Linked DNA regions of Mus musculus: all the other regions are linked to region 2. A link is a loop called in an ENCODE intact Hi-C map of the cell type or tissue named here. Cell type or tissue: left cerebral cortex. All regions are shown on one strand. Region 1 holds the start of Kpna4 (karyopherin (importin) alpha 4). Region 2 holds the start of Ppm1l (protein phosphatase 1 (formerly 2C)-like). Region 3 holds the start of Gm40070 (a long non-coding RNA gene). Region 4 overlaps Ppm1l (protein phosphatase 1 (formerly 2C)-like). Region 5 holds the start of Nmd3 (NMD3 ribosome export adaptor).

Evidence for each region. Peaks named below come from ENCODE experiments on the same cell type or tissue, not always from the same donor. Only the 100,000 strongest peaks of a DNase experiment are listed, where the experiment ranks them.
Region 1: a loop joins it to region 2, with 6 times the contacts of the local background. A loop is called at or near these places in 8 of 42 quality-filtered maps.
Region 3: it touches region 2 in a loop (8-fold over the local background); 7 of 42 quality-filtered maps call a loop at or near these places.
Region 4: it touches region 2 in a loop (2.2-fold over the local background); 5 of 42 quality-filtered maps call a loop at or near these places.
Region 5: it touches region 2 in a loop (3-fold over the local background); 6 of 42 quality-filtered maps call a loop at or near these places.

The regions. Positions count from the first base shown.
Region 1 is chr3:69,123,681-69,128,680 of GRCm38, forward strand. It overlaps Kpna4 (karyopherin (importin) alpha 4), which reads right to left and starts at 3,412. Exons shown (of 17, transcript NM_008467.4): 1 at 3,052-3,412. The coding sequence starts at 3,120. In left cerebral cortex, a CTCF peak has its summit at 2,266; DNase peaks (open chromatin) are centred at 2,436, 2,944 and 3,454; H3K4me3 peaks cover 3,059 bases; H3K27ac peaks cover 2,009 bases.
Region 2 is chr3:69,313,600-69,318,599 of GRCm38, forward strand. Ppm1l (protein phosphatase 1 (formerly 2C)-like) reads left to right here and starts at 3,319. Exons shown (of 4, transcript NM_178726.3): 1 at 3,319-4,366. The coding sequence starts at 3,968. In left cerebral cortex, no CTCF peak of the experiment used is centred here; DNase peaks (open chromatin) are centred at 2,926, 3,123, 3,718, 3,946 and 1 more place; H3K4me3 peaks cover 2,973 bases; H3K27ac peaks cover 1,748 bases.
Region 3 is chr3:69,254,132-69,259,131 of GRCm38, forward strand. Gm40070 (a long non-coding RNA gene) reads left to right here and starts at 477. Exons shown (of 3, transcript XR_867357.1): 1 at 477-760; 2 at 3,037-3,175. In left cerebral cortex, a CTCF peak has its summit at 3,111 (motif pointing right); a DNase peak (open chromatin) is centred at 3,114.
Region 4 is chr3:69,366,658-69,371,657 of GRCm38, forward strand. The region is part of intron 1 of Ppm1l (protein phosphatase 1 (formerly 2C)-like); the gene reads left to right. Among named protein-coding and RNA genes, the nearest start is that of Ppm1l, 52 kb to the left of the region's middle. In left cerebral cortex, a CTCF peak has its summit at 2,908 (motif pointing right); DNase peaks (open chromatin) are centred at 912, 1,416 and 1,994; H3K4me3 peaks cover 839 bases; H3K27ac peaks cover 2,030 bases.
Region 5 is chr3:69,719,848-69,724,847 of GRCm38, forward strand. It overlaps Nmd3 (NMD3 ribosome export adaptor), which reads left to right and starts at 2,208. Exons shown (of 16, transcript NM_133787.2): 1 at 2,208-2,275; 2 at 2,562-2,619; 3 at 4,410-4,544. The coding sequence starts at 2,576. In left cerebral cortex, a CTCF peak has its summit at 2,308 (motif pointing right); DNase peaks (open chromatin) are centred at 2,143, 2,558 and 2,864; H3K4me3 peaks cover 2,374 bases; H3K27ac peaks cover 1,171 bases.

The DNA.
Region 1 (5,000 bases), 190 kb before region 2:
TAGAACTGCCTCCTCCAAAACGTAAATATTAAGACTCAAAAAAAGCAGTATTTTATTATCTGTTACATTTCACATACATTACATATGTAACACAATGCAGTAACTATATCATGTTATATAATGTGTGTGTATATATATAAAATGTATATGCATATATGTATACATACATATTACATACATAACCCAATGCAGTTAGCTATCTGAAGGGGAAGAAAATGTACTAACAGGCTTTGGAAAGATTCAGGCATATAAGTGACAAATAGACTGCCTAGAAGTAATACAAGATGCTTCTGTCTTATTACAAGTACTCATCATCTTTAGAAGCTTTTGTTTTCTTTTGTGGTATTGGGGATCAAACCCAAGGCATCCTACATACTATGATTTACCACTGAACAAGACCCACTTATGTGATCTTGAGTAAGTCACAGAAATAAGATAATTTTTATTTAGTCATGTTATATTTATAGATAGAAAATTAAAATATTCTAATTTCCAATGCACCTACATGAATTCAGTCATTAGTAGTGGCTACAGATATGATCTCAAAATACATCTAATATGCATTTATAGATAATTTAAAATCACCTATCATAGTAGCCAGGTTGATTCAGTATTAATTTATTAGTCTATAGTGGCAAGAAATACAGAGTAAGGGTAAATTACATTTTTGTTTGTTTTTTGTTTTTAAGATAACTTAAAACAGGGTGGTGGCACATGCTTGCAATCCCACAACTAGAGAGAGGGAAGCAGGGATAATGCCAGTAAAAGATAGTGTTCAGGAGGATGAGGGAGAGAGGTTGAGAGTGCAAGGCTCTCCTAGGCTACAAGTACATAATGAGACCTTGTCCAAAAGAAAAGAACAAGAGGGGTGGAAAGGGAGAAAGTAAGTCTGGCAACCCTATAAAAAGTTAGATGCAAAGTTCCAGTATTACCTAGCATTCTAGGTTTGTAGCCAAAAGAAGTAAGACTGTTACACAAGAATGTGTACATAAATGCTTATAGCAATAAGATGTGACCGATAACAAGGGTTAACCATGGTTCTATGAAGATAAACACATAAACACAATGTGCTATAACTATATGCAACAATATTAGTCAGACCTAAGAAAGAAACGTTCTTGTTACAGCATGGATGAATCTTCAAGTCAGGTAGCCACAAAGTATCCTAAAATGTACATTCCATTTACATGAAGCACTCAGAATAGGCAATCAAAACAAACATTGCTTTGGGTTGGAGTAGCTGAGAAAGAGAATCATTGCTAATGACATATATCAGGAGTTCTTCAAAGAGTAGAAAATATTCTAAGATTTGACTTAGGTGCTGATTGTGCAACCATTTAAACACATTACAAACCACTTTATATGGGTGAATTATATAGTATATGAATCACATTTCAAGGAACCTGTTAAAAATTGGTAGCAAAAAAAAATTAGAGATTGTTTGGTTACCTGATGTTTTTCTAAAATTTCTAACTTTGGAGTATTTATCAAATTTATATTCCCTAACTTGTGATTTTTCCCATTCTAGATATTCATATTAGTAAAAATAAATAGGTATTTTTCAACAAGTAAATTTAATGACAACTATGAACTATACATTTAAAAAGTTGGCTTTTGTTACATGTAAATTACTCCAATAAAGAGATTAAATTTGGGAGCTGAAGAAATGGTTCAGTTCTAAGCACTCACATGGCAGCTCCCAGCTGGAAGCAACTCCACTTCCAAAGGATGGGCTCCCTGGCCACAGGGCACACACATGATGCACATACACACACATCCAGACAAAACACCCCTATACACAAATCTAAAAAAAAATTTTTTTTTTTAAATTTCTTCCACTATAAAAAATGATCACAAAGATAAGCATCCTTAACTTTCAAACAATCTCTAAATAGCAACACACACCCTGGGACATACAGTTCTTCTAACGACTGCAATAAGCTAAAAGAGGATAAACTACATTAAAAGACTGACTGGCATTGGGAAAAGTCAACAAAAGTTGCCATCTCTATCCCGAAAATGCTCAAATTCAGGAACCGACCACAGCAGTCTGAAGAAGTTACCAGAACATAAAAGGGGATAAGAAGCTAAAAGCTTGACTTTTTTTTTAAATTCCCTATATTAAAAAAAAAAGTCACAATGGAAAGAAACTGTGTGCTTAATACATCGAACCTTGGAAGCAACTGTGTCTATGACAACGAAGCCTTCTTCCCCCCTTTAAAATAATACGTGATGGTGTCAGTCCATAGCCTACCGGATTCCTCACTGCCACCACCACCAGGAGGTGGAGAGAAAGGATACCGAGAAGACTAGGGGATGACAGCTTTGTATAACCCTTTGGACTTTTCTATGTAAGAATGCAAACTGGTGGTCTCTTCTCAGAGAGGAGTAAAAAGATCTGTGGACAAGCTCAAATAAGGCGGTGGAGGCAGGTGATCTTTTGACTGGAAAGGGACACATCGTGAGCCACATCTTTGAATCAGCTAGGACCAAACTGAAACCCAGGCCGCTGGAAGGCACTGCTTAGCATCACCAGGACCGCCTCTCGCGGCGGGGGTGGCTTTTTTTTCTTTCTTTCTTTCTTTCTTTCTTTCTTTTTCTCCAGCGGAGAAGTTGACTCCTGTAGTTTGGACATTGAAGTAAAACCAGAGTCGGGGCGATTAGGAAAACCTGCATGTGGAGGCGTCTCGGGCCCGGAGAAGTTCCGAGGTCGCCGCTCGCTCCCCCATCGCCCTCCACCCGCGACGCTTGGCGTCGGGGGCTCGAGCAGAGCCTGAGCTTCCGCCGCTGCGGGGCCTCCGCCGCGGCTGATATGCCCGCCGCCCTCACCCGTGTCTGGCCGGCTCGACAGGACAGGCCTAGGCCGCACCCGGCGGGCCCCGGCGCTGTCGCCGGCGGAGGCGGAGCAGGCCCGGCACAAACTTCCCGGCGCGGCGCCCGCGTCACGGCCGCTCGCCCGCCCGCCCAGCGCCATGCCGGCCGCCGCGCCCGCCCGACTCCGTACGCACCCCGCGTCCCGCCGGGGGCCGGAGGCCGCGGACCCCACTGTACCTCCAAGTCACGGCCTTTGTTCTTAAAATTCTTGAGCCGTTGGTTGTCCAATTTCTCGTTGTCCGCCATGGCCGGGCCGGCGACTCTCCCCACCCGCCCGGGCCCCGCGGGATCCGCCCCAACCACCGCGCCGCACAGACGCTCCCAGGAAGCCGGCCGCCGCCTGCGTCGCCCGCCCGTCCGCTCGCTTCCTCTCGCCCGCCGGGCCTCCGCTTCCTGGCTGGCCTCTCCTGCCCTGAGCTCGGGTACCACAGCAGCTCTGGCGAAGACGACTGCGGGGCCAGCGGCGGCGGCGGCAACGGCGGCGGAATGTGCTGCCGGCTGAGAGGGGGAGGCAGCCTCGATCTGAGGGCCCGGCTTTACGGCCACGCCCATCGCCGCCAACCCGGTCCGCCGATTGGCCGGCCGGGCTCCGGAGTGCTTAGCCAATCAAAAGGGACGATGGAGAGCGGGGGACGGAAGAGCGAAAGGAAAGGGGAAGGGAGAGTCTGGGGCAGGAAAGGGACGGGGCGCAGGAGCTTGGGAGGGGAGGGGTCACGCGCGGAGGGAGAAACCCGAGGCAGCCGAAGAGCAGCAGATCCGGGAGCGGGCGGGGATGGGCAGGGTGTAGTGGTCCTGGTTATGGTGGGATGATTCCCGGGGTGGCTTTAGATGTTGGGGTTCTGAACTTCGTTCTTTTCTCCCCCGGTGTTACTTGAGCGCTTCATTCACTTTGGAAGGCAAAGAGGTGTGTCTAAGCTACATGTGAAGTCCTAAACCCTGAGTCCTGTTCTGGGAACTGCGAACCAACCTAGGACCCGGCATCGTGGCTAGGACTGACTACGGTGATGTGCATTCTGAAAACTGAAGGGAAAGCTAGAGGGACCCGGTAGGAAAAGGAAGGTAGAAGGTTCGCAACAGGTAGAAACTTGAGAAAAATTGGTCCTTCCCTAATACCCCCATTTTGAGCAGTTTCTCTTGGGAAATTAAACTGCTTGATCACAAAGTATTAATTTATAGAGAATGACGACTATGAGCCATGACATAGCAAATGCAACATTGTGACTCTTGATAAAGGAAGTTAATCCCAAAGAAACCTCTTAACCAGGAACATTGTAACCAAAGGCGGATGTAAAACAGGTACAAAAGAGCCTCTCAAATTTTTCAGAATCGCTCCGGGCCGGTGACTCGGTTTGTAATCGTAGCTACTGGGCAAGAGGAGGAGCTGTTAAAGTAGCCCAAGAGCAAGGCCAGCCAGAGCAAGAGTCCAAAGCCACTTCGAGCAGTTTAGTGACACTTCCCCTCTTCTCTTGCGGGTTCATCTCAAGATAAATTAATAATAATAATAATAATAATAATAATAATAATAATAGAAATACAACTCATTGGAAGAAGCTAATTATGCTGGAGGCCCTAGGCTCAGAAAAGAGAGTGAGGACATGTTTTCAAAACTATATTTAAGCTGAGCATAGTGATCCACACGTTAAATCTAGCAAAGGCAGGTGGAGATGAGTTTGAGGCCAGCTGAGCTACATCATAATACCCTGTCTAAAAACAAACAAATGTGTGTGTTCATTTATCAATTATTAGTTCCCCAAATTGTGTGGTTTTTGTGAAGCAGTGGCAGTTCAGAGTCAGAAGGAAGAGGAAAGCTAAATGTGTCTGAACTTGGCAAAAAACTCTATTACAAAACCCTTTGGGAACATTTGGCTTCTGGTTCTTTCTGGTATATTTTGTTTGGGCAGAACCACATGCAGAAATGAATGTTTAGGATGCGAATATTTTATAAACCCCTTATATAAAGTCAAAGGAGGATGCTTTTGTAAGGTATAATACAAAGACAATGGGTTCAACAAGATAAAGGATTGAGTTCTTTTGGGAATGGGGGATAAAGAGAACTGCAGGATAGGAGCCTCTTGAAGATAACTTATAATGGAATGGTGGGAACAACCCTTTAGATACAAAGTAAT
Region 2 (5,000 bases):
AAGGTCTCACACTAAATTTGGAACTAACCATTTGGCTGGTTTGCAAGTCCCAGGGCTCACCCTGTCTCCAGTGCTCCGATAATGGGATCATAGGTGCATGCCCAGCTTTTGACACTGGTGATTGTGCTGTGGTGATTTGAATGAAAATGGCTCCCATGAACTCACAGAGAGTAGCATCTTGGGTGTGTGGCCCTGTTGGAGTCGGTGTGACCTTGTTGGAGGAACTGTGTCACTGAGGGTAGGCTTTGAGGTTTCAGAAGCCCAAGCCAGGCCCAGTCTCTCTCTCTCTCTCTCTCTCTCTCTCTCTCTCTCTCTCTCTCTCTCTCTCTCTCTCTCTCCTGCCTGTGGTTACTGATGCAGAACTCTCAGCTACCTCTCCAGCACTTTGTCTGCCACCATGCCTTTATGCTCTCTGCCATTTTGACAATGGCCTAAACCTCTGAACTCTAAGCAAGCAAGCCCTGTTAAATTATTTTCTTTCTAAGAGTTGCCATGGTCATGGCGTCTCTTCACAGCAAACACGACGACAGGATCAAAACTCATGTTCTCATGCTTGAGTGGGCTTGAGCAGCAGGTACGTCACCAATAGAGCCATCTTTCCGGTCCTTGCCAAGTAATTGTCACTTTTCTCCTATCTGATAAAAACTTAGGACTGCCATTAGCTTAGTGTTATTACTGAGTTATTTGTACTGTACAGACGAAGTAGTTATACAATATGCATTTTACACCACTTCTTTGTTTCTTGTGAAATTTAGAAAAAAAAATTCACTTAAGCAACAGGGTTTTTAGGTGGAGAACAATTTATTTGTATTTGTGTCAGGTACTGATAGCAGTTTGTCCCAAATCTGTGTCATAAGAATCCATGTGATTTTTGTGGCTGTTGATATTACTGTTAAAAAATGACTAAATGTCATTAGAAAAATATAAAACTATACCAACCATCTCCATGTCACTGGGAGTCAGTAGATGTTAGAGTACTGCGTGATCAGAATTGGGTTCAATTTCTTCTTGGCTATATTGTGATATTCATTGTTTTTGGGCTTTAGCCTTCTCCTATCATAAACACAGATAATAAACATGGCTCTGTCTTCATTAGAAGATTGTTGTATGGGTGGAAACAAATACAGATATCTGTAAACAACTGTGCAGCCAGGTGTGGTAGAACACATCTGCAAAGGCAGAAGATTCTATGGGTTCAGAGAGAGCCCAGTCTACATGTTGAGTTCTAAGACAACTAAGGTTACACAGGAAGATCTTGTCTCCCAAAACCAACAAGACAAAGCAGTTGTAAATCAGAATAAGCAAAAGTGAATTTGGCATTAGCAGAAAGGGCTTTATTATTTTTCCAGCACATTAAACTTACAGTCAATTATAACGAAATGCTTACTTAGGCATTACACATTGTAAGTTACATGGAATTTCTCAACAGAAATAGGGAAATGCCTAGAGGGTCTTCAAAAAATATTTTTGATTTTTACACAGATGAATCACTTGGATGTAAATGTCACAGCATAACATCACAGAATTGAAAGATGTCTAAGTTTACTTCTTAATTCATTGAATCAAGCCATTATAGTAATCATGCTTGCTTAGTTTTGGGGAAACGAATCGCATACCTAGGTGTAGCTTCACTAATCCTAGCATTTGGAGTCCAGGCAGAGGACCTTTGGGCTGGGACTTTTACTACTAGTGACTTCAAGAGAGGTCAGACTTCTGGAATCCTTATCAGTTTATCTACAAACTGTTTGTTGGAGGAGACAAAATTGTATGGACAAAAGTACTAATATACCTCAAATCTGCTAAGTTATTACAGTAAGAAATAATTACAATTGTCCTAACAATACCTAGACATTCTCTCTAGCTACAGTTCTTAGAGGAGTTTTCTTTTATTATCTGATTTTGGAACCTCTTGAATGTTGAATGAAATGACCCATTTTCATATTTTCTCGATCAGGTGGACAATATCGAAAACTATGGCCATAATCATAATTAAAGACATATCCTAGTTTTCAAAAATATACTCTTAACAGTTGCTTATATTCCTTTCCCATCATTCCTACTTATGTTTATATTGTTGGGGTCATATTATTTAAATACTTAAGCATGTTTCTTCTGTTGTTGTTGTTAGGGAAGTCCAGGTTTTTGTAGAAACTTTAGCAGTTACGGAGAATAGACAAAAATCTGGACAAAATGTAAATTGTTTAAAGTTACTTTAGTTGCCAACTGTGAACATTTTGTTATATTTTATTGCAGTAATTATATTTTATATCTTAAGACGGAACTGGGATCAAAAGAAGGCAGAAGTGTTTGGGGGAACACTGGCTGGGAGACTATCAGGATGCCTGACCGTCAGTCCGGTGGGTCAGCACCGTCCTTCGTGGACAGAGGTAGAGAGAAAGAGAAGTTCCTTTTAAAGATTACTTGCTTCATATTCTAGGCGACCAGTCCTTGCCCCAACTTCAAGTTATCCTGCTGAGGTCCACCTTTGCCTACTCAAACTCCTGCCCTCATCTTCGGCAAGGACTGAAGGTGGTTGTCACTTTCAAGGCTCCAGAGGATTTCTAACTTGAACCATAGGCAGAGTAGCTCGCTGAGGGACACTCCAAGCATGTTCCTTATGGATGAGTGGCCACCAGCACAGTCCCAGTCTTCAGAGGCCGGCCCTTCCTGGTCCTCCGGCGTTTGCCATTACACGTCAAGCCTCCGGTTCTGAGATCCCCGGTTCTGCCTTCAGAGAGACATAGCTCTTGCGGTCCGAGTCCAAGTCCTGCCTCTTGGGAGATCCCGGCGGGTCTCTGTGGCAGCTGCCTCGGGTGGCCAAAGTAATCACTCACTTTCGATTTTTGAGACAGGAGAAATGTGTCCCATCTCGCTAGCCCTACGAAAAGTCTGGCGTGGACCGTACCATTGTGTAGCGTGCCGGAGGGGGGGAGGGCTCAGGTACAGCTCCCGGCTCCCCAGCGAGCAGCCGTGCCGCCCAAGAAACCGACGTTCAGTGACCTCACGTCACTATCACATTGTCCCTGGGAGCCGGCCTCCAAGGCAGAATCGACAATCGGCTAGAGCTGGGCGGCTGGATTTGCCGCTCACCCCCCGCGGCTCTCCCCCGACCCGCCTGCTGCCCACGTGCGTCCGCCCCGGCGAGCTCCTTCGGGCCCCCAGCCGGGTGACAGTGTTACGCATCTGGAAGCGCCACTCCCGGGGCGGGGCGGGGCGGGGCGAGCGTGTGCGGGGAGGGGAGGGGCGAGCGCGAGCGGAGCCGGGAGCAGCCGAGCGGAGTCGAGCCGAGCCGAGCCGAGCCGAGCTGAGAGGTGCTGGGGAGAGGCAGGCAGAGCCTGCCGGCGGCTCCGCACCCATCGTGCTGCGTTTCCCAGCTCGGTGTCCCCCTGCCTTTGCCCAGGCACCGGCAAAACTTTTATTGTTTCGGGGACCCCCCCTGGATGTGTGACGAAATCGCAACGCTCCGCTGTCTCGTCCCCCAAGCTCGCCTGCAGCGGCGATCGAGGGAACGTGCAACCCTCGCCGCCGGGCTCTTGCGCCCTGCGCTTCCTCACCTGCCGATCGCTCCCGGGAACCGCGAGGGGGGACCCCTAAAGGGACCGCGCGGGCATCGGCACCCCGAAATCCTCTTCACCGTTGCGGACCGGCTCGGCGCAACTTTAACTTGATTCCTGTCGCCCACCCGGGGCACCCGCGGCGGCCGCCGCCGCCGCCGTCGCTGCGGTCTCACAAAGAGCGCGGGGAGGGAAGGCGGCGCAGGCGGCAGGCACGGGCCTTCGGGCTGCCCAGACAAAAGGGAAACTGCCATCGTTCTGGACGACTGTTCCGAGCGGCCGTGGGTTCGTTCACCCTGTCGGCCCGGGCTGCCTCTCCGCCTTGGTCCCCGCGGGCAGTGCCCGCAGTACTCGGACCCCGCGAGTTGCGGGGCACGCGTCGCTGCTGCTGGTCCGGGCTCTAGGGATAATAAATGATAGAGGATACAATGACTTTGCTGTCTCTGCTGGGTCGCATCATGCGCTACTTCTTACTGAGACCCGAGACGCTTTTCCTGCTGTGCATCAGCTTGGCTCTCTGGAGTTACTTCTTCCACACGGACGAAGTGAAGACCATCGTTAAGTCTAGCCGGGACGCGGTGAAGATGGTGAAGGGCAAGGTGGCCGAGATTATGCAGAACGATCGTCTTGGAGGACTTGATGTGCTGGAGGCCGAGTTTTCCAAGACCTGGGAATTCAAGAGCCATAATGTGGCGGTGTACTCCATCCAGGGCCGGAGAGACCACATGGAAGATCGCTTCGAAGTTCTCACCGATCTAGCCAACAAGACGCACCCGTCCATCTTCGGAATCTTTGATGGGCACGGCGGCGAGGTAGGAGTTCTCTGGGTCTATGTGTGTGTAAATAACCGGGCGTCTCGTGCTTGGCGGGGTCGGATCGGGGTGAGAGGGGCGTGGTAATGACCTGGTGATGACAAGGTGAGTCAAGTTCCCAAGACCCTGCCAAGGAGATCTTGGGTATGAGAGCGTTCACTTTAGCTGAGAGACACGAGAGACACTGGATATTCCGTGCCATTTTAATATAAAGTTCCCAAGGTCAGAAGCCAGTTAATAACTGCTAGTTTTCTGGGAAGAATGAATAGTATATGCAGTGAACTTTGTCACCAGGCCTCAGTGTCCCGGTTCTAGAGTTTGAGGCAGTTAAGGAACGTCGTGTCTTTCGTGTACCCCTAAAAGAAGAAGCCTGCACCAGTTGGATAGACTGGGTGAAGGTGAAGGAAGCTCCGACTTCTATTCGCTTCGCGCTAGGGAAGGACTCCCAGCTGCAACGCTTCGCTTCTTCCCAACTCTGCCAACTTTGCTAGAGCCATAGGACGTGGGACAGGGTGCCTCGCTGGTGGTGGGTTTTGGCTGCCTGGCCTTTGCAGAGGTGGCAGTGCGCTCAGAGCCGGCGTTAGGCACACCTGACCTCTATGCAGTGGCCAGCTTGGGGATGCTGATGTCCTCT
Region 3 (5,000 bases), 59 kb before region 2:
TTATTTATTTTTATCTTATGTGTAAGTATTTCGCCTGCATGTACATTTTACCCGCACTGTATAGACGTCTAGTGCCCACAACGGCCAAAAGGGAACACTGGCTCCCCTGGATCTAGAGTTAGAGACAGCTGCGAGCCACCATATGGGTTGTTTTTGACCCAGACTCAAACTTTTCACAGAGCAAAAGCCATGATCTTTTTCTTTCCTGAATGATAACTTTGGTATTTTTCACAATTTAAAGTTTCTAGTGTGAGAATTGTATCTTCCTGAACTGCATGGCTAAATGAACATATTCTCTCTCTCTCTCTCTCTCTCTCTCTCTCTCTCTCTCTCTCTCTCTCTCTCCTCTCTCCTCTCTCCTCTCCCTCCCTCTGCCCCTCTCCCCCTCCTCTCCCCCTCCCCCTCCTCCTCTCCCCCACTCCCTCCCCCTCTTCGTCTCCCTGTCATTAAATAGAACCTTGAACTTGTGTGGGGAAGGATATTAGAACACAAGGGTTCAGACTGCCGTTTGGTGGGGTTTGGCTTTTACATTTCTTCTAGTTTTAGACCCAGCTTATGGTATTATGAGCACAGCAGACAGCTGCATCTCGACCATGGTACTGTGTTTAGAACAAGACACTGAGCCATCCTTTGGAAGGTGGTTTTTACAATGTGACCCAGCTGCTTAATGGATGATAGCCGAGCTTTGAGGAAAACACTCCATTGCTCCTTCGCTGTGCGGTCCAGACGAGGCATTATGATTCTCTCATCCGTGGCTTAGGTGAGCCTCAGCGATTGTTGGCTGGCTTTCTATCACATGGCTGCTTTTCTCTGAGTGTGAATCATTGTTGGATTTTATCCAGAGAGAGAAAGAAGCCTAACTCCTTCTGTTTGCCATAGCTCACCTTTGTTTTCTGTCCCTGTAAGGAAATCTCTACCTTTTCTTTAAATGTAACTTATTTTTTTCCTTGAGAGATTTTCCATAGCCTAACTCAGGAATGCCTCTTTCCACACTACACTGTCACATAACAACCTGTTTCGTGGATGCACTTGCTCCCCTGCATGTGCTCTGATAGGGCCTCGTGGTGGTGAAGTTGGGTGTCTAGATTCATTAAATATAATCTCTATCTCAAAAAGCTAAAAGAAAGGTTTCTTCTTTTGGTGGTGTTGTTTCTTTTCTTCCTCTCCTCTTCCTCCTCTTCTCCTCCTCCTCCTCCTTTTTCTTCTTCTCTTAACCAGAAAGCAATGGTTAGTAGCCAGGCAGTGTGGCTCATGCTTTTGATCCCAGTACTGGGAGGCAGAAACAGCTGGCGTGGGAGGGGGGAGGGGGGAGGGAGAGAGAGAGAGGGGGAGGGGGAGAGGGAGAGAGGGGGAGAAGGGGAGAGGGGGAGAGGGGGAGAGGGAGAGGTTTGAGGTAATAGATATGCTTAAACTGATATTAAAAATATAATACACTGATAAGTAGAAATATCATATAGTACCCTGACATAGGTACAGTATTATGTTAGATATCAGTTAAAAGTAACCTAGCTTGAGTATGTAAGACATGGTCCTGTCCTTTGTGGGTTCATGCTACCATTCATATCTTCACACGGGTGTCACTCATTTCCTTAGTTATCATGCCATAATTCCCGCATGAATCATTAGTACATGCTGCAGACCTCACACGCTCCATGCATGCTCAACACATGTTCATTTGCTCACTCTTACCCGCGTTCTCGCGACCGGCCAGGAAGAACGCAACAAACTGGAATCTTCTGCGGCAAAAGCTTTATTGCTTACATCTTCAGGAGCCAGAGAGCAAGAGTGCAAGAGAGAGCAAGAAAGCAAGAAAAAGAACAAGAACAAGAAAGCAAGAGCAAGAGAGAGAAAAAGAACAAGAACAAGAAAGCAAGAGTGCAAGAGTGCAAGAGCCAGAGCAAGAGCAAGAGCGAGAAAAAACAAGAGCAAGAAAAAGAACAAGAACAAGAAAGCAAGAGCAAGAGAGAGAAAAAGAACAAGAACAAGAAAGCAAGAGAGAGAATGGCAAAACCCCGTCCCTTTTAAGGAGAATTATCCTCCGCCTAGGACGTATTACTCCCTGATTGGCTGCAGCCCATCGGCCCAGTTGTCATCACGGGAAAGGCAGAACACATGGCGGGAAAACTGCCCCTGCACGTGTGCAGATTATGTTTACCACTTAGAACACAGCTGTCAGCGCCATCTTATAATGGCAAATGTGAGGGCGGCTCCCAACAGCTCACTATTGATGGAATCGTTGAACTCAACCATTCATTATGTGGGCTTCATATGCTCAACAGTTAATTAATTGTTTTCATATCAACCAGAAAAAGAGAAATCAACCTCACAAATAAAGATGCTTCAGATTGGAGCTTGGGGAGATGACTCAGGCGCCTGCTGTGTAAGACAATCGGGTTCAGATTCCCTGCATTCAGACACCTGGATGTACCCGAGGCAAGCAGAGGCAGAGACAAATGGATTCCTGGAGCACAGGGGCAGAGGAGTCTAGATGAATTGATGCTCTTCAGCTTCAGTGATAGACCTAGTCGAAAAAACAATAGATAGATAGATAAAAAGATAGATAGATAGATAGATAGAGAGACAGACAGACAAACAGACAAACAAACAAGTGTTCGGCAGAGAGGACAGAGGCAGTGTGCACTGCATAGCCTTCTAGACACACAGGGAAGAAAGATGTTGGAGAATGCAACCAGACAGGCAAGATGAAGGCCCTCCTGGCCTCCTCTGAGGGGCTGAGGCTAGTCATCACTGCCTGTTCCCTTCTCTTTCCTGCTACTGAGAAAGAATAAGAAAGAGTGAACAGGAAATCTTGTCAGGAAACAATCTCACTAGAAAGCCACACCGTATGGAGTTAGCCTGACTCCTCATGAACCTTTGGGTTACGAACTTCTGTGTAAAGCTCTTGCGTTCCTCTACTAACCCCACCACAGAATGATGCTGTCTTTTGTGGCAATATTCTAACAATGTATTTTGTCTGAATGACTACACTAAGTACTGGAGAACACAGACCTTATCTACCTATCTTGTTTTCTACAGGACAATGATCTGTAGCTAAATCAGAGGATGTGCTAAAGAAGCAACAGGACTTTAAACTTCTTTCACTATTCCACAAGGGGGCAGCAGTTACCGTAGCCTATGTTTCTTATGCCTGGCGTTCAGAGGAACTGCATTAAAGGTCTTATGAATAAAATGTATTCTATTTTTAAAATTATTAAATTAAAAGCAGAACAATGCATTGATGCAAAACAAGAGAAAGTAAACTGAAATTTATTATTACTAATATATATGTATATATGAGTACATATAACATGAATATATACATGTTAGTATATATAAGTATATTAGTATTATTATGTACTAACTAGTATATACTAACATGTTATATACTAATAATATATGCTTATATATAAGTATATCAGTATAAATATAACATCACATACATGCATATGTTGTAGAATATATTATTTAATTAGCATATATTATATATAGTGTGTAGAATATATGTATAACATGTAATATACTATATATTTATGTATTTTATATACACATTTATATATTCTATGTACTATATACTAATTATATTATAATGATATTTATATTTATATATATTATAAATTAGTAATATACAATACATAGGCATGTAGATGTGAAACTCCATATTTTACTTTAGAAAAAATGTTATTAAATTTATGACAAGAATGAAATGTGCTTTCTGTGTAAATGGTCCATGCAAAAATCAGTTATATCTGTCTGATATCTGATTACCCCCAAATCATTGTGTTGAGCTCTTCTTGTACCCTTGACCCGATTTCTTTCTCTTTGTTCACTACCTTTTGAGCCTGAGATCTCACCTACCCCAGGTTAGCCTTGAATTTATGTAGCCAAGGCAGGTCTTGAGTCTCTGATCCTCCCACCTCTACCACCTGAATGCTGGGATTACTGCTATACCTGGCTTCTGGTCCTTCCCTCCCTCCCTTCCTTCCTTCCTTCCTTCCTTCCTTCCTTCCTTCCTTCCTTCCTTCCTTCCTTCCTCCCTTCCTCCCTTCCTTCCTTCCTTCCTTCTTTCCTTCCTCCCTCCCTCCCTCCCTCCCTCCCTCCCTCCCTTCCTTCCTTCCTTCCTTCCTTCCTTCCTCTCTCCCTCTCTCTTTCTCTTTCCCTCTCTTTCTCTCCTCCTTCTATTTTTTTTCGCTGTTTTTTCCCCCTTTATGAAATAGGGGGTCACTACATATAGGCAAGTTTGGAACCATGACTCTTCTTGCTTCATCTTACCAACTAGTGGGATTATAGTATGTGCTATCATGTCCAGCATGGGAGTAGTGTGTGTGTGTGTGTGTTTGTGTGTGTGTGTGTGTGATATAGAGACAGAAACAGGGTGTCCAAGTTAGGGTTACTATTGCTGTGATGAAATACCATGACCAAAGGAACTTAGGGAGGAAAGGGTTTATTTGACTTCCACTTCCACTTGAAGGAAGTCAGAGCAGAAACTTGAACAAGGCAGGAACCTGGAGACAGGAGGGCAGAGCCCATGGGAATGTGCTGCTTACTGGCTTACTATTTGTTTTGGTTTGTTATTTTGGTTTTCTGAAACAGAATTCCCCGTGTAACAGCTCTGGCTATCCTAGAACTCACTTTGTAGACCAGGTTGGCCTCAAACTCAGCGAGCCACATGCCTCTGCCTTCCAAGTGCTGGGGTTAAGGCACGCACCACCACTCCTGGATAGACTGCTTTTTTTTAGAATTCAGAACTAATTGCCCAGGGTTGGCCCCATTTACAATGGGCTGCCCACCTCCGCTTCCCGCCCCTATCAATTATTAGTTAAGAAATGCTCTACAGGTTTGCCTATAGCCCAATCTTATAGAAACATTTTCTCAACTGTGGCTCTCTAGTCTCTGATGACTCTAGCTTGTGTCAAGTTGACATAAATCTAGCCAGCACACAGGATCTCTCTATGTAGTCCTGGCTAGTTTAGAACTCAATATGTAGACAAAGCTGACCTCAA
Region 4 (5,000 bases), 53 kb after region 2:
AACCACGGAGCAGCAACAGACTTGTAGCTTTAAAGAAATTATTTAACAGCAGTTGTCTTGGCGGTTCCTTTGTTTATGAACTAAGATAGATGCAATTTTCGCATTGTTCTACAAATATAGAAAGAATACTCTGCATCCTGTCATAAATCCAGGGCAAACTAAGCTATTGATTTAGCTTCACAGGTCTGGGGAGCACGCCTCGACCACTCGCCTGCCTGCACCCGTATAATCGCAAACAAGGGACCCGGGGCAGCAGCGTCCTTATAGACAAATGGGAAAAAGGAGGTTTTTAAGGGCATTAGATTAGTATTATTTTTCTAAACCAACTAGGAAGATGTTTTAGCTTGCATAGATCACAAAAGTAAAGTAAAGGAGCCATTCCGAAGGAAGACACGGGGCTGCGATGATAGCTCAGTAGAGGAGCCCGTGCTGGCTTGTCCCACGTGCACGGACGGGGCTCCGAGTTAGATCCCCAGCACCACAAAACAAAAAAGCAGAATAAAACAAGAAAAGCCACAAAACAAAACAGTAGCCCACAGCAGATGCTGTTGGACAGAGCTCAACCTTCTGCCTCCAAGGGCTGCCTCTTTCCTCCCTGCCTAGACTTCATCTCCTGGGCTCCCCTCTGGAGGGGCTGTGTAGCTGGGCAGCTGGGTCCTGCACAGTGGGTTCTGCACAGACCACGCACACAGGCACAGTGGACTAGCTTCAGCTTCAGCGAAACAGGAGGAGGATGCAGCAGAACGAAGGCTCCGTCTAGGACCTAACCCAGCAGCAGCCCGAGTCCTCTTCACAGTCATGGTACTTAGCTCTAGGATCTGACTCAGATGCTTGTCCGTGACCGTCTTCCATTTCAGCAGAATGTTCGTCAAGTATAACTTTTTTTTTTTTTTCCGGAGCCTATATTTTCTGCTGGCAAATATGACTGGGAAATGCTTGCACATTGCAGCTAACTTTCAGAGCCCCGGGCCCTCACTGGCATGTTAAAGGCTGTGGGAAACCTGTTTCATCCAGGGCTAAAACATTTTTGCTCAGTGGATACTCTTGCAGGGTATAACTGTTCTTATGGGCTCGAAATATCTGGCATCCCACAGGGAGAAATTCTTCCCAGAAGCCCGAGCAGAGCTCAAGAGAAGGGGAGAGGTGGAGAAATGAAGAGAAAGTTATCATTTGCTAAAACAAACCGAGCGTTTGACCTGTTGCCTAGGGCAGGGCTCTGAATAAGGGCACTCTGTCGATTCCGTGGATAGAGACCAGGATGAGAATGCTGAGTCATTTTCCCCAGGCTCAGATGCCTCAAACCAAAAGGATAAGACATCTTACTGAAATACGTACCATTCAGGTAACCAAGATCATTTTCCCCACATCCCTTCTCTGCTTTCTGTGTTCTCACAAAAATACGCTGTCGGAATATAAAGCCTCTGCTTTGCATAGAGCTCCCCGTTTCGCTTCAGTCAAGGAAGAGATGGAATTGTTCTGTAACACCTAGATTTCCATTAAACAACTCTGCTTTCTTGCTTGGCAGCTCAGATTGGTCTGTGCTGTAAGCCTCTCCTGCCTTTGCTGTCCCAGTTCTGGGGTCTTTTGTTTTAAGACTCAGGAATCTTGGGCGATGGGAGATGGGTCGTGTGCAGACGTGAGCGTGTCAGTGACCAGCAGCGATTTTGATGGTGGCTGTTAAGGTGAGGTCTTTGTGACAAGGGTGAGGATTATTTACTACACCCTGTTTTTCTTTGGGGAGAGAAAAAAAAAATCATGTAATGAAATGTGAAAGAAAACTCATTTTCTTTTGAAGACATAAATATAGCCTGAGAAAATATAGTTAAAATGTGAGACTTGAAGTCACGGAATCTAATTTTTTTTTTAGACCGACTAAATTCAGGCTGTGTAGTGATGGGATATTTTTGGTTTGAGTTAAAAATGTCCCCAAATTCTTTAATTTTATATCAAGGGTAGAGTTCTTTCCTGTCTAGAGGAAAACCCAAGCCCCCCAATTCGAGCTTGGGATAAGAGAGGTGGGGCTGGGAGCATCACAGGTGATGTCATGGCTCTGTATTGCTGCATCAGTGGGCAGCAGGAAGGCAGCTTTGTCCATTCATGAGGCCCTGTTATCCGATCTGAGAGCTGCCTTGGCCTTTCTTTTGACCTTATTTTGCCCTTACAGTGAGGACCTTGGCTACGTAGTTATTCCACAGCTAGTTCTCCTTCCTTTTTCTCTCCATTCTATTATGTCCGAGTCTTTTAAAATTAATAATATTAGATTAGAATAGCTATCAGCAAAATCAGCATAGCTACTAGTGATTATAAGTTCTTGTTGGTGATATTGGCATAGAGTACAATGTAGAATGACCGTAATCTGATAGAAAAATGGCGACAGGCTTATTGTAAGAGAAAGAATTTAAATGTATATCTCTATCTATCTATCTATCTATCTATCTATCTATCTATCTATCTATGTATATATATGTATACACACATACATACATATGTATATGATGAGTTTTGGGTTCTTATCTCTTGATCTCATAATTACTTGAATACTTTAAGACAACTGTGTTATCACTGATGGGAGAAGCTTTTAAGGGGAGTTGGATGTGATTGAGGCTCGTTGGTTTATGGAAATTCTCTTGTGGATATATTTTGATGGAAGAGATAGTGACCAGTGAGTATCTTTTCTTGATGGAAGCCTGGAGTAGATGGTAGAAACAGAGACAGAAGTGGAGACCCAAGAATGAATTGCGGAGCTGTTAATACATTACATAGAGTGTAGTTACCCATTACTATAATATGTAGACCTGCAGTTAGCAGATGGAAAGAAAGGGCTTTAAAGAATTTTTAAAAAAATTTTAATTTTGCTTATGTGATTGGGTGTGTGCATGTGACAGCAGGTGGCTACAGAGGCCAGAAGAGGGCGCTATATCTTCTAGAGCTGTCCTTACAGATAGTTGGCCAAACTTGGGTTCTTTGCAAAATCAGTACATGCTCTTGATTGAAGGAATCATAGTATGGGAAGAGCAGAGACGTAGGTGCCAGGGATTCTCAAAGAGGGGAGAGTCAGCTTTAATAGTGCCAGATGCTCGGAAGATAGCAAAGAGGAGGAAGGACACTGGGTTTGGCAGGATGTATGGACATGTCAAGAGCAGCGTTGGACACGAAGCAAAGGTTTGATTAGAGCAGAGACAGCTGCATCTTAGGAGTTAGTATGGAACATGAAACCATGTAAACTATGAAAAGAACAGTCCCAGGCATGTTTTATGTAAAATTAGCACATCAGTCAGATGGGGCAGTAGACTTGTTTGCAAGCCTCTATGTAGTGTTGAGAAATCCTGGTTAACTGAAATGCCTTCCCTGAGGTATTGAGCTCCTTTTAGCCAACTTTTGTCTTCCCTTCTGTCTTGGTGCCCATTATCAAATATAGTTTCTCCTTGGTGCCCTTTTGAGTGGTTGTTGAGTTCCATTCTACACATTTACAAGATTAACATCACTGGCTACAAACATACTACTTTTGTCTTTCTGTTAGCTCATTTATTTTCCCTTTGAAGGCAGGGTCTCATTCTATGCCTAGTTTGGCCTGGGAATTGTTATGTGGCCCAAGATGGCCTTGTACATGCGTATATGACTTTTGTCCTACCTCAGCCTCTCTGAGATAGCATTATGGGTGTGAGCCCATACCATCACTTTGTCAGGATTTCAGTGAAAGTATAAAATAGTGTCTTCTTATTTGAGATTTCACTTAACTGTTTTCAACTGTGGTTTGAGAAATGTTAAGTGGAAAAATTTCAGAAATAGCAATCTAAAATTTAGAAGTAATTTTATGGTATTTTAATAACAATTCTGTTTTATTATTTCTATAAATTCTCTTCAGTTATTGTCAATCTTTGATCCTAATTTATAAATTAAACTTCTTCATAATTTGTATATTTAGGACAGTATACAGTATACATAGGGTTCATTACTGTACTTGGTTGTAGGCACCTAGATAAAGGTAGGGTTTTAAGCTCTGCGTTAATAATGTGGCAGAGTTCTTCACCAACACTTCACGTGTATTTAGATAAAGGTTGCAAAATAATCTTTGTTTTCTTTCATGCTTTTAACATTAAATGACACACAGCTAGCGAATTTCAGATATCAAGTCTTTATCTTAGATTTACCATAATGGATGAGTCTGACTTTTTTTTCATTTATTTATTTTTTTAATTAGGTATTTTCTTCATTTACATTTCCAATGCTATCCCAAAAGTCCCCCATACCCCTCCCCCCCAACTTTCCTACCCACCCACTCCCACTTCTTGGCCCTGGCGTTCCCTTGTACTGAGGCATATAAAGTTTGCATGACCTATGGGCCTCTCTTTCCAGTGATGGCCGACTAGGCCATCTTCTGATACATATGCCGCTAGAGACACGAGCTCTGGGAGGGTACTGGTTAGTTCATATTGTTGTTCCACCTATAGGGTTGCAGATCCCTTCAGCTCCTTGGGTACTTTCTCTAGCTCCTCCATTGGGGGCCCTGTATTCCATCCCATAGCTGCCTGTGAGCATCCACTTCTGTGTTTGCCAGGCCCCGGCATAGTCTCACAAGAGACAGCCATATCTGGGTCCTTTCAGCAAAATCTTGCTAGTGTATGCAATGGGGTCAGCGTTTGGAGGCTGATTATGGGATGGATCCCCGGGTATGGCAGTCTCTAGATGGTCCATCCTTCGTCTCAGCTCCAAACTTTGAGTCTGTTTTTCTGATAATGGATGTGTCAGTAGTTTTCCTGTTTGTTGCTGTCACTGATGTTGCTGCGAGTGTTTTTGTATTGACTTCTTGAGTATAAATGAAAGAGATATTAGGGATATATTTGTATGGATGAAGTTATCAGCCAGTAATATATGCATACTTTAAGCTTAACTAGCTATCACTAAATTGTTCCCCACATTGATTGAATTAAATTATCATTCCATTACAGTGTATCACAGGTATTGGGCTGAGGTATTGTGTGAGAGGTGACATTGCCAGT
Region 5 (5,000 bases), 410 kb after region 2:
ACTATCTTTTTTTGTTTTTTTTTTTTTGTTTGTTTGTTTTGGTTTTGTTAGATATGGTTTCTCTGTGTAGCCTTGGCTGTCCTGGAACTCACTCTGTAGACCAGGCTGGCCTCGAACTCAGAAATCCACCTGCCCCTGCCTCCCAAGTGCTGGGATTAAAGGCGTGCACCACCACCGCCTGGCTGATTATAGAACTATCTTAATTCTGTGTCTTTCTGCACCTTTGGTGCAAGCAGAGCCTGTAGGCACCAAGGTATGAAGTTACCACAGCAAGAATTACTCACAGCTCACAGCTCTGATCCTCTTCATTGTTCCCAGACACTTACCTCCAAGACTACAGGAGTGTGGCGAGGAGGAGAATGAGGTGGAATGGAAAGACTATTAGTAATATTTTCTTCAAACCCCTCCCCTATTCAAATGAATAGGTTCTTGGGTCCTTCATATTTGTTCATTTATGAATAATAAATAACTGCCCCTTAGCTATAACTTTCAAATATGAACTTCATGCCCAATCCAAAAAGGAAATCCTCCCACTTCTATTTGATAAGATGAATTCAAATTTAAACCCTCTTCATTGGGGAACAAAGACCCTCTACTGTCATAGGGTCCTGGAGTCCAATTAGAGTCATTAGCCTAAATTGGAATAGTGTGATCCTCTAGATATGCCACTTGGCTAAAGGCAGGCTTAGTAAGAAAAATTCTTTGCCTCATTTACCTGAATAGTGCCGACGGTTAATATGAGTGCAGGAGCCCACAGAAGATAGAGGCATCCCCCTGGAGTTGAAGTTATAAGCCATTCAAAGATGATAATACGGATGCTGGGTACTGAACTCTAGTGTTTTGCAAGAATAATAGTATGGACTACTGAGCCATCTCTTCAGACCACTTTCCCCTCTTTATGCAGGTGCTGGGTATCCAACTCAGATCCTCGAGCCTGCATGGCAAGCACCTTACTGACTCAGCCATCTCCCCAGCCTCCAACGCTAAGGCTTCTATTGGAGTTCTTAGGACTCTCATGTATAGAATCATAGCATCTGCAAATAAGAATATTTTGGTTTCTCCCTTTCTTATTTGTATTCCCTTTATTATTTCCCTTGTCTTACAGCCCTAGCTAAAAACTTCCAACACTCTATTAAAAGTGGAGAACATAAACACCCTTGTCTGTTTTAGTAGAAATTAGGCATATCTTTAAAAAACAAGTAACTAAAGTTTATACTGTAGTTACATTTCCATGTTCATTATAAATGTCTTATAAAACACAGATGATTGTGTGGAGCTGGAAAGGTGGTGGCTCAGCAGTTAAGAACATCTGCTACTCTCTCCCAGGACCAGAAGAGCTTGGTTCTCAGCCTCTGTGTTGGGCAGTTTCAAACCACCTGTAACTCCAGCTCCGGGGCGTCTGACACCTCTTCGGACCTTAGAAATGCTAGGGTCTTCCTTTTGACATCAGTTTCGGTTACAGTTGCGGATTTACCTGTTTTCATCTATTTTGTGGATCCACTTCTGAGAAAAATATGTTTCAGATGATTTCTTTAAGAATAATACTTTTCTTTAATGAAAAACATTTTATATTTTCTGCTTACTATTAAAAGTACAGTGTTTGCAATATAATAGAGAGTTTTCAGTTTTTCTTTCTTTTCTTTTTCTTTTTGCATCAACTGTTTAGTAAACAGCGATTCGATACTCTTAAGTTGTCCATGGTGATATTTACAGTGGCCATGTTTCTTTAGAAAGATCCATGTATTTTATGTATTTGAGTGTTTGGCCCGCATGAATATATATGCACCAAGTTTGTGGTTGGTGGCCTCAGAGTTAAGAGGGCGGCAGATCCTCTCCAAATGGAACTCTAGACGTCAGTGAGCCCACCCTGTGAGTGCTGGGAATTGAACCCAGGTCCTTTGTAAGAACAACTGCTTTTAACTGCTGAGCCCTCTCCCCAGGAGCTGAGAAGTGCATTTTAAAGATACGGGGGCGGGTGGAACGGTGAGCCTATCACAGACACCAAACTGTTGTAATCACTGTCCCGAGCCTGCTCAGCTCGCCCGGTCTCCCGTATCCCCACCCACTCACTCCATAGGCCCCGCCCCTTGCTACACGTGTATTCTTTGACCCCGCCCACCCGTCCCCTTCTCCCGCACCCTTCAGCACGCGGGATTTCCGGTTCTCCTATCGCGAGATCTTCGTAGGTGTGTAGCGCGGCTGAGGTAGCCGGTAGTGCGTCCTGGCCGGCGGGTTGCCCGCTGTGGGTGTATTTCGCCCTGTCACGGAGCTGCTGGTAGGTTCTGGGTGGGAGACCCGGCTCCTGCGCCAACAGCGGCCAGACGAGGGAGCGAGCCGGGCCCTGTACCCGGGCTGCGAGCGGCCCGCACGGGCGCCGGGGCGTGGGTGTGGGGCCGAGGCCGGCCGCATGCGGAGCCGCGGCGCGGAGGAGGGCGGAAGGGCCGTGCTGGGCGGCGGCTCGCGACCCCCGGGCTTGTGTGCCGCACGCATGGCTGTCCCCGAACTCAGGAGACTCGACCTGATGGATCCAAGTCTCACCGGTCCTTCCCTCCCCTTGATAGGTCGCGCGCGAACCATGGAGTACATGGCAGAGTCCATTGAGCACAGCCCGGGACACATGTGAGTTGCGAGCCCGCCCTGATCGATCCCTTGGCGTCTGCAGATCGTAAAATACCGAGAAAACGGTTAACGCTAGCAGGAGAGGTCCTTTTCTCGGTGGGAGAAAACGGTTGGGTCTTGATCGCATAGGAAGTCTACCCCATTTTAAGTCCGGTGTAGAAAAAAATGAGTGCTTTGAGAAGACGTCCTCCTAGAGGGGCACGAGTGGACGTGTACGGTTGTCACCCGGCTCCTCTGTCGTGCTAGCCACATGGTATGCGGTGCTCACGTGCAGCTAGTGGCCACCACTGGAAGATTATCTTAGTTTTCTTTGGGCAGCCGTGGGCCACGGTGGCGGAGGTTCACAGACTTTTTCTGCTGTTTCGTTGAAATCTTACTTTCGATGGAGCCAGTCCTGTTAGATTGGCCCTGGAATTCACTCTGTAGCCACGGCTGACCTTGAGAGCCTTGTCCCTTCAGCCTTAGCCTCCCAAGTGCTGCGATTATGTCAGGCCTGCTTCACAAAATTTTTCTGCCTCCAGTACACTATAGAGTTATACTCCTGTAGCTTAGAGCATCGGTAGGCATAGGTGCTCTTCTTGTCCTGTATTTTTGTCTATTTCTCCTTTTAAAAATTACTTTGTAACATAAAATACAGGGTTTCATTATATTTTCATGTATATAGGAGGGTCCGCATATTTAACATTGTACAGCGTTCATATTTACCCTACCATTGATCTTCCTTAACCCTCCTACCCCCTCACAGGTCCCTTTCCTTTCCTTAATAATCTCCTTTCTGTTTTCATGGAATACGTACATTTTCCTTTACTGTTCATTGTGGGTCCCTGTAAAGGGGGCCTGTTCGCATCTACGCATTGTAGATGCTCAGAACAAAGGGGGCACCCACTAGCCGAGTCAGATGCAAGAGAAACGAGAAACGGATCTTACATATATTGTTTGTTTCTCTTTGTTGTTTATTTTTGCTTTTGAGACAGTCTTACCATGTTAAGTCCTGCTTACCAGGAACTCATAGAGAGATCTGTCTGCCTCTGCCTCTGCCTCGCAAGTGCTGGGTAAAGGTCTGCACCATCACACTTGGCTGTCTTTTGTTTATATTGTTGAATTTATGTGCACATTAGTGTTTGCTATTGTTGTTAGACTATTTGCATTGCTAATTTCTTTTTTTCTTAGTTTTCCAATTTTAAAGAAGAGATGAGGGACTAGGACATTTCTATCATTGCATGAAGTTCATTAGCATGACAAAGTCGCACAGTGCCCTCTTTAAGCATTTTCAGAATTATGGCCCTTTGATTTTTGCCGATGTTTCAGGATTCTTCTTCACTCTGTCTTTAAGATTGCCTTTTTCCCCTCTTCGAGACAGACTCTCATGAAGCTCTGGCTGGCGTGAGACTCACAGATCTGTGTGCCCTGCTTCCTGGTTGTTAAGACGAAAAAGATTTCCCCCCACACCCCACTTGTCTTTTAAAAACAAATCAACTTATTTTATTCGTGAGTGTATGTGTGTGTGCTAAGTGCATGTAAGAGGCCATGGACATCAGAAGAGTGGTAGACTCTCCTGGAACTAGAGTTACAGATGGTTGTGAGCTGCCTCTTGTGTGCTGAAAATTGACCCCAGTTTGCTATAAGAGCTGGAAGCACTTTGACCCATTAAGTGTCTCCTCCCCCACTTTAAACAGTAGAATCTTGAAGGCTTTGGCTTGGTAGGGGTTTTTTGTTTGTTTGTTTTGTTTTGTTTTTGACTAGTAAATGTATAAAATCTAATTGGAAAAAATCTGCTTTATTTTCTCAAGCTTGTGCTGTGAATGTGGTGTCCCAATTAGTCCAAATCCTGCCAATATTTGTGTGGCCTGTTTACGAAGTAAAGTTGACATCAGCCAAGGTGTTCCAAAGCAGGTCTCCATTTCTTTCTGCAAACAGTGTCAGAGGTACAGTACATTACTACTTGTTTAGCTTCCTTAAGTTGGTCTTCATACAGAGAGCCACTGTGTTATGCTGAGATTACTCTGAAGTATACGGAATGAAACGTGCTGTTGAGTGTTAATTTTTACCTAGTTGATGTTACCAAGGATATAATAATTTGCAGTTTTATGCTGTGCTTTCTACTGTCCTACTAATCTGGTAAGGATAGAAAAAATATTTGTATAAAAGTGAGATACTGAATCTGACAGTAGAAGACGCCTTCTGAGAGCTGATGCATTCTTTCTTCAGTTTCGTTCCTTTAGTTGTTGGCTACATCTGTTTACATCTATCCATATGTCTAGTGAGAGACTTAAACCTTGTCAGTGAATATAAAAATTATATGCCTGTGACTTCCCAGATAGGTTTAGCATTTGCTTTGTGTATGTGGAAATTGTCTGTGGACCTCTGTAAGAATTCAAAAT